Linked DNA regions of Homo sapiens: region 1 is linked to region 2. Evidence: chromatin contacts called from ENCODE Hi-C or POLR2A ChIA-PET data. All regions are on one chromosome and are shown on one strand. The core of a region is the stretch at or near the end of the contact, and the rest is flanking DNA. Distances in the headings are between cores, read along the strand shown. Region 1 holds the start of RABGGTB (Rab geranylgeranyltransferase subunit beta). Region 2 holds the start of SLC44A5 (solute carrier family 44 member 5).

Region 1 (3,191 bases), core at 6-2,505, 180 kb after region 2:
CCTAACGGATTCCATCTTGCTTCTAACTTTTGTTTTTGAGACTAGTCTCGCTCTGTCGCCCAGGGTGGAGTGCAGTGGCGTGATCTCTGCTCACTGCAAGCTCCGCCTCCCGGGTTTAAGCCATTCTCCTGCCTCAACCTCAGGAGTAGATGGGACTACAGGCGCCCACCCCCACGCCCGGCTAATTTTTTGTATTTGTAGTAGAGACGGGGTTTTAGCCAGGATGGTCTCGATCCCCTGACCTCGTGATCCGCCCGCCTTGGCCTCCCAAAGTGCTGGGATTACAGGCGTGAGCCACCGGCCGCTTCTAACTTTTAAGCTGTCCTTCTTCATTCCTGAGCCTAGGCTGAACCAATTTAGGGAGGAATTCAGTTTATGGTTTGACTCTGAAACAAAATTGATAATATCCCTTTCCCAAAAAGACCGCTTTTTTGCCTGGGGACCAGTCTGCCTTTGCAGAACCAACAGATTAGCTACAAGATTAGAAATTACAGTTTAGAGGTCATGCAGCCTCTGGCTCCAAGTTTCTGAACCTCCCCAAATTGCTCCTGGGGATAACATCACTATTGTAAAACCTAAGATAAGTTCTTGAGATATTTTGCAGACCCTGCTCTCCATGGATCAGTTGAAACCACCCAGATTGGTAATTTGGCTCAACCAGTTCTGCCATCCTACCCAGGAACAGAAAACAGCAAGAAAAACTCACGTCTACCCACTATGAGTCCATCTCCAACCTGACCCATCAGCACTCCCTACTTCCCAAGCCCCTAATCGCCGAATTATCTTTAAAAACTCTGAATACTGCTTGGGGAGACTCCATTGCAAGTCCCCTGTCTTGATAAATGGGCTATCGGTCAGCAGCAGGCAAAGTGAACCACAATATTGGGTGGTTACACTCCTAGGATCAAGCAATCCTGCTGTCCGGCTTCCCAAAGTGCTGGGATTACAGGCGTAAGCCACCGCGTCCAGCTAGAACAAATGATTTCTTAAAAGCAACTCAGATATTTAAATATTATTTAAAACTGTTTCTAGACAAATCGGAGTGACTATGGGACAAGCATATGGTCGCAGGACTTTGGACGCAGGCAGTGAGGACACCTATGAGCGATCAGTGGGGTCCTACGGCAGCCGTGGAACTGCTCTGCCTTGCAGGCGAAAGTGTGGTCAGCTATATCGGAGCGCGATGGGGGCCTGAGAGGCGCATCTGCGCAGGCGCCCGGCTCCTAAGTCTACCCAGGAACTGACCCTGCTCTCTCCTTTCCCTGTTAGACATGGTAAGTGTGAGTTTAGCGCTGCTGTCCGGATGGGTTGGTAGCAGACAGGGTGGAGTAGGGTTAAGCACACTGGTCACCTTAGGATTGGTTTCCTGGTGCTGGAGAATGGTTAGGACACAGGCCTTGGAAGGTTTTTTGAGTGTGAAATATTACTCAGCGTTTTCTGCAGACCTCGCGGGCAATGCCGCTTCTAATTTTATCCAGGCCTTCTTCTGTAGGGAGGGCCTGTTAAGAGTTGAGCAGCCCGATTTCTGAACCCCTCTAAAAAGCTGTGGCTGATTGGTGGCTTTTTTTTTTCTTGGAGAGGGGGTGTCAAAGATTTCTTTAAAATCGTTAGTGATGTGGTCTCGCTTTAAGATTTTTAATGGGATCAGAAGAAAATTCGGTACTTAATCACTTCCGGTAATCTTCATGACCTGTTATAGTGACTGCAGTGTACTCTCAATGAGGAAGATATAGATACGAAAAGAACTAGAGCCGCATCACATGGGGACTTCTGCAAATACAGAGACTCGGATTAAAGGTGGAGAAGATGGAGCTAAAGGAACTGCTTATTTAATACATTTGAACAACTTTTGGGGTACTTAGAAGGTGCTTTGAAACCTGCATTTGATTAAGCAAGAATTCGCTTGCAAGTTAAGGGTTAGATTTTTTTATTTTTTAAAAATATGCTTTCTGCCACATGTAAACCGTAAGTTGTCCTGAAATGATAAGCTTTGATATTCTATGGTGTTTATTTTTTACTTATCTTTTTGAATGAAAAGTGAACAACAAGAAATGCTGGTGGTAATTTTTTGGGTCAATGATGAGTTGGCATGTATTCTGAATCTAAAGTTGATTATTACTACTTTAGCTCTAGAATTACTCTGAGACCTGAAAATTACCTGAATCGTGACTAAGACGAAGCCTGAATGATTTAAGTTCTTTTTTGTTGGATACAATTTGTTGTTGTTGTTGTTGTTTTGGTTTTGTTTTTGAGTCGGTCTCCGGTCGCCCAGGATGGAGTGCAGTGACACAACCTCAGTTCACTGCAGCCTTAATTTCCCTGGCTCAAGCGATCTTCTACCTCAGCCTCCCTAGTTAGTTACAATTTTTAAATGGAACGTTTTCCTATTACAAGATGAAATCAAGTGAAAATTGAGATGTATGTTGAATCTATGCTGTGGGGCAGAAGAACGTTGTAGAGGTAAACATTGATGAGATTACCACTTTATTTTGAAAGGGCACTCCACAGAAGGATGTTATTATCAAGTCAGATGCACCGGACACTTTGTTATTGGAGAAACATGCAGATTATATCGCATCCTATGGCTCAAAGAAAGATGATTATGTATGTATAATTTTTTTATGTTGGAAAGTTTATTTTAAAGAAGTGTGACAGTCATAAGCAGTGAGACAGTATTTATGTCTTAAAATGGCATCCAACTCCATGCAGAGAACTGAGGATGTGCTGTGCCTTTGAACTTCAGTTAAGTGTGCTTTGGACGTCTGAGGCTGTGGGCTTATTAGAATCTCAGTTTTTACCTATACTGAGAGGGCTTGCCAGACAAAGTAGATGAGGGTTTGAGGTACAAAACGGGTTTCTCTTTTTGTAGTTAGGGGTAATACTTTCAAGGTCAATGATGTGTTGGCATGTATTATCTGAATCTATTGCTGATGTGTAATAACACTTTAGCTCTAGAATTACTCTGAGACCTTGAAAAAGTTTTACCTTAAATTTTTAAATTTCGAGGAAAACTCTGGGACAATCTTAGCAAAAAGTAGTAAACAACTTAGTTAAGAGTAAATGTTTTTCCCTGTAGTATCCAAACTCAGTTGTCTTAGTCTACCGATTTGTGGGATATATGGTATGTATTAATTTTTTACTTAAGTGTTAGGTTCCCATAACCTTGAAAATACTCTATTAGCAATCATGGA
Region 2 (3,674 bases), core at 978-3,477:
TGCTCATTTTTTTTTCTTTCTGTCATGGCACTTTTCAATTTTTAATATCAACAATGTATTCATGCTTATTATTCATTGTTTGTCTTCCCTATGTATAGTGTAAACCTCATGAAGAATTCATTTTGTTCCCTGATTTATCCCAAGCATGCTTAGAATAGTGCCCAGTACATAGTAAGCGATTGATTAACACTTATTGAATGAATAGAGAACTACATGAACGAATAAAATAGATTAATATCCTACTCTCAAGTAGAAGAGACGGCAACCTTCCTTTCTTAAATCCTCTTTCTCAGTCTCCTATTTATACCTCAAAGGACTAACTGGGCTGGGAGGAGGAAGGGATTCTTTGGTAAGGAGGAATAGATAAATACAGCTGGAAAGGTTTTTATTTGAATATTTTAGGGTTTCATTTCTTTGGGTTTTTTCTTTTTTAATTGGCAAGTAAAAATTTATATATTTATGGTGTGAAACCTGATGTTTTGATATATATACACATTGTGGAATGGCTAAATCAAGCTATTTAACATATTCATTACCTTACATTCTTATTTTTGATGGTGAGAATAAAAGATTGTAGATTTTAAGAAACTTTCTATCTTCTTAGTTTGGAGGACTGTGAAATCTTGTGCTGTTGGGAGATTTTAGGGCTTTTGTATTCTCTTTATCACTCTGATTTTTGGTTCGGTAGTGCTTCAATTTGGAAAGTATCTTCTAAACTAAATGAACTAGAGGAGCCAGGAATCAGTACTCAAAAAAGCAGAGGAGAAAGCAAGCTGCTACAAGAAACTCAAGGGAAACAAGAAAAGAGAACTTCAGGGTTTCAGCCCAATTCACTAAATAGGAAAGAGGGCTAAGATTCAAGATCAGTGTTGGAACTAGTAACAAATATTACATTTCATGATAGAGGTGCAAAAATAATGAACCACAGGTATATTCATGATCTAATGTTATGTAACCTATTACCCCCAAATTTTAGTGGTTTAAGACAAGAGTAAGCATTTATTATATCTTATGGTTTCTGTGATTCAGGAATCCAGAAGCAGCTTGATTGGATAGCTCTGGGTCGGGGCTATCATGAAATTCAGTCAGATGTTGGCTGAAGCTACAGTCATCTGAAGGCTTGACTTGGTTGCAGGGTCTGTTCCCAAGATAGATCACTCACATAACTAGCAAGTTGTTGCTATTAGCAGGAGGCCTCAGTTCTTCCCACACAGAGCTAAGATTCAAGACTTCTATGCAAGTCAAGAAATACACACACACACACACACACACACACACACACACACACATAGTGAAGTCTGAATATAAATTAGGAACTGAGCTCTTCTTCTCTCTCCATAGGTATATACATATACATACATATACCTATATACACATAGATATCCTGGAGAATTATTTAGAGAGAGCAATATTTCTACATCAGCTCCCTAGGCCAAGTAAGGTGACCCAATGGACTTCACTTTTCTAAAAAGTGCAGTTATACTTATGTATCTTCTCTTACTATTCATCAAAATACCGACAATATTTTGGGCTGAAATGTTAATAATATCTGTATGAACCTCTGCTTCAAAAAATAATCCAAGGGATCCTTGAGTATTTTTAAAACATGGCATCTGGTTTCCCCAAAATGAGCAACATAAGAAAGCAAAGAATACAAAAGAACAAGGCAGAAGCCATAGTGTATGTCTTTATGATGTAGTTTTCTGCTGTACAGTACTGATCACATGGTCAGCTGTGATTCATTTTGGAAGGGGAGTATGAACAGGTGTGAATACCAGTAGGTAAGGATTCCTAGAGATGTTATCAACATCTCAGCCCGAAATATTGTCGATATTTTGGTGAATATTAAGAGAAGATACATAAGTGTAACTGGACTTTTTAGAAAAGTGAAGTCCATTGGGTCACCTTACTTGGCCTAGGGAGCTGATGTAAAAATACTACTCTCTTTAAATAATCCCCCAGGATATCTATATATATACACACACACACACGGAGAGGAAGTGCTCAGTTCCTAATTTATATTCAGACTTCACTATATATATGTGTGTGTGTGTGTGTATTTCTTGAGTTGTATAGAATACGTACTTATGAATAACAAACTTGACCAATTTTCCTACAGACATAGACTTCTTGCATTTAGCAGTATCACTCACCTCTTACTCCATCATTTCTTCAATAACTCCATCAACACTGAACCTTCTAACTCTAACATGCTACGATTCACTACTGTGAAAAAAAAGCTGATGTCATAAACACATTGTGTTCCAGTATCACTAAGGGCCATACCCCATTCTTAGGTAATCCCTGAGGTCCTACTAGCCTTGCTAGCCTCAAAGGAGTCACTTGGAGTATAAAGAGGGGGAGGAGACTGAACAAAGTCCTGGAGCTATAGTATATTTTTTCATTGTTAATCCTTGGCAAAGAAGTAGGTAGTTTGGAGGTGGAAGTAGGCCATGATTACCTTTAAAATAATCTACTATTATTTGTGTCTTTCCTGAATATCATAGCACCTTCTTGTCACAAATGCTTAGGGGAAAGAAAATCATCCAATATACCCCATATCCCACTTACCAACATCTCTACAGTAAAATGAGACCCAAGAGCATGATTTCCTTAACTAGCTATCAAGCAACTACCTCCAACAAACAGCAGTTATCATTAATATGTTCATGCTATTTTCATTTGTGAGGTCTGTAATCCATCAGAACAACCTGACAGTGATTAAGTAAAATCAAAGAGACTTTGTAAACATCTGTGTGCTTTTATTGTTACAAATGCTTCATTATAAAAAGATCAGTCAAAAGCATAAAAGTACCCTGGTTTAAACTTTTTCTGTGTTTGAATGAGAATGTTTCTCTTGGAACATGCTCATATCAGGCTTCCACTTGGCAAAATCACGAATTGGCTGATGTTGTTTTAGAGGCTTTCTCATGTCCCCTTCCAAACATCACTCTTCTCCTTCTGTGGACCCCTTTCTGTTATCTAGGAGCCCCTCATGCTGCCTTCCACATTCTGCCTACTGCACAGTCATGTTCTGGACCCCTCAGAATCCCCCTCTACCATTACAATATGTTTTTCCTAAGACTTACTTGCATTGAAAGGCTTGCCAGGGAAGTGACTAATCTTATCATCTTGTACTAAATGTTAAATTAATCCTCATTCTCTCTAGAATTGTTTTCTAAGCAGGGATTCCTAGAGATGCTATCAATATCTCAGCCTGAAATTGCATAGGTATTCTGGTGAATAGCAAGAGAAAATAACGTGAGTATAACTGGACCTTTTAGAAAAGTGAAGTCTATTAGGTCACCTTAGTTGGCCTAGGGAGTTGATGTAGGAATGCTCCTCTCCCTGAAATAATCTTCCAGGAGAGGAATGTATCCCCAAATAGCAAGTGAATATCCAATGGCTTCTCATTGCACTTAAACTCTATATTCCTTTTTATGACCAAAAAGGCCTGGCTTCTCCCTAACTGTCTCTTCCTTACACATTACACCTCTTCCTTTTGTATGTGAATGTGCCAAGCTACCACCTCATTTCTACCTTAAGGCCTGAAGTGTTATGTTCCAGTTCTTGGCATGCAAATTACTCTTCATCACTTGTTTCCCGACACAAATGCCACCTTTCCAGACAATCTAAAGTAACCTCAAAATCATTTGCTCGCACATCACTTTGTT

The links. A loop is a pair of places that touch in the nucleus more often than their neighbours do. ChIA-PET counts read pairs that join two places held with the same protein, here RNA polymerase II (POLR2A). Pooled maps may share reads with other maps.
Region 1: a loop to region 2 is called in a map of naive thymus-derived CD4-positive, alpha-beta T cell, with 2.6 times the contacts of the local background. The contact joins the promoter of RABGGTB here to the promoter of SLC44A5 in region 2. A Hi-C loop is called at or near these places in 5 of 168 maps with a recorded cell type or tissue (A673, B cell, HepG2 and 2 more), 10 of 37 single-sample maps with no recorded cell type and 11 of 50 pooled maps. POLR2A ChIA-PET finds 5 or more read pairs at or near these places in 5 of 52 experiments (A673, H1, HEK293T and 1 more).

What each region holds. Positions count from the first base shown.
Region 1 is chr1:75,785,001-75,788,191 of GRCh38, forward strand. RABGGTB (Rab geranylgeranyltransferase subunit beta) reads left to right here and starts at 1,256. Exons shown (of 9, transcript NM_004582.4): 1 at 1,256-1,274; 2 at 2,497-2,604. The coding sequence starts at 1,272. It overlaps SNORD45C (small nucleolar RNA, C/D box 45C), which reads left to right and starts at 2,072; the gene lies at 2,072-2,149. SNORD45A (small nucleolar RNA, C/D box 45A) reads left to right here and starts at 2,889; the gene lies at 2,889-2,972. RefSeq lists enhancers at 1-57, 998-1,227 and a silencer at 1,288-1,347.
Region 2 is chr1:75,608,887-75,612,560 of GRCh38, forward strand. It overlaps SLC44A5 (solute carrier family 44 member 5), which reads right to left and starts at 2,228. Exons shown (of 24, transcript NM_001130058.2): 1 at 2,154-2,228.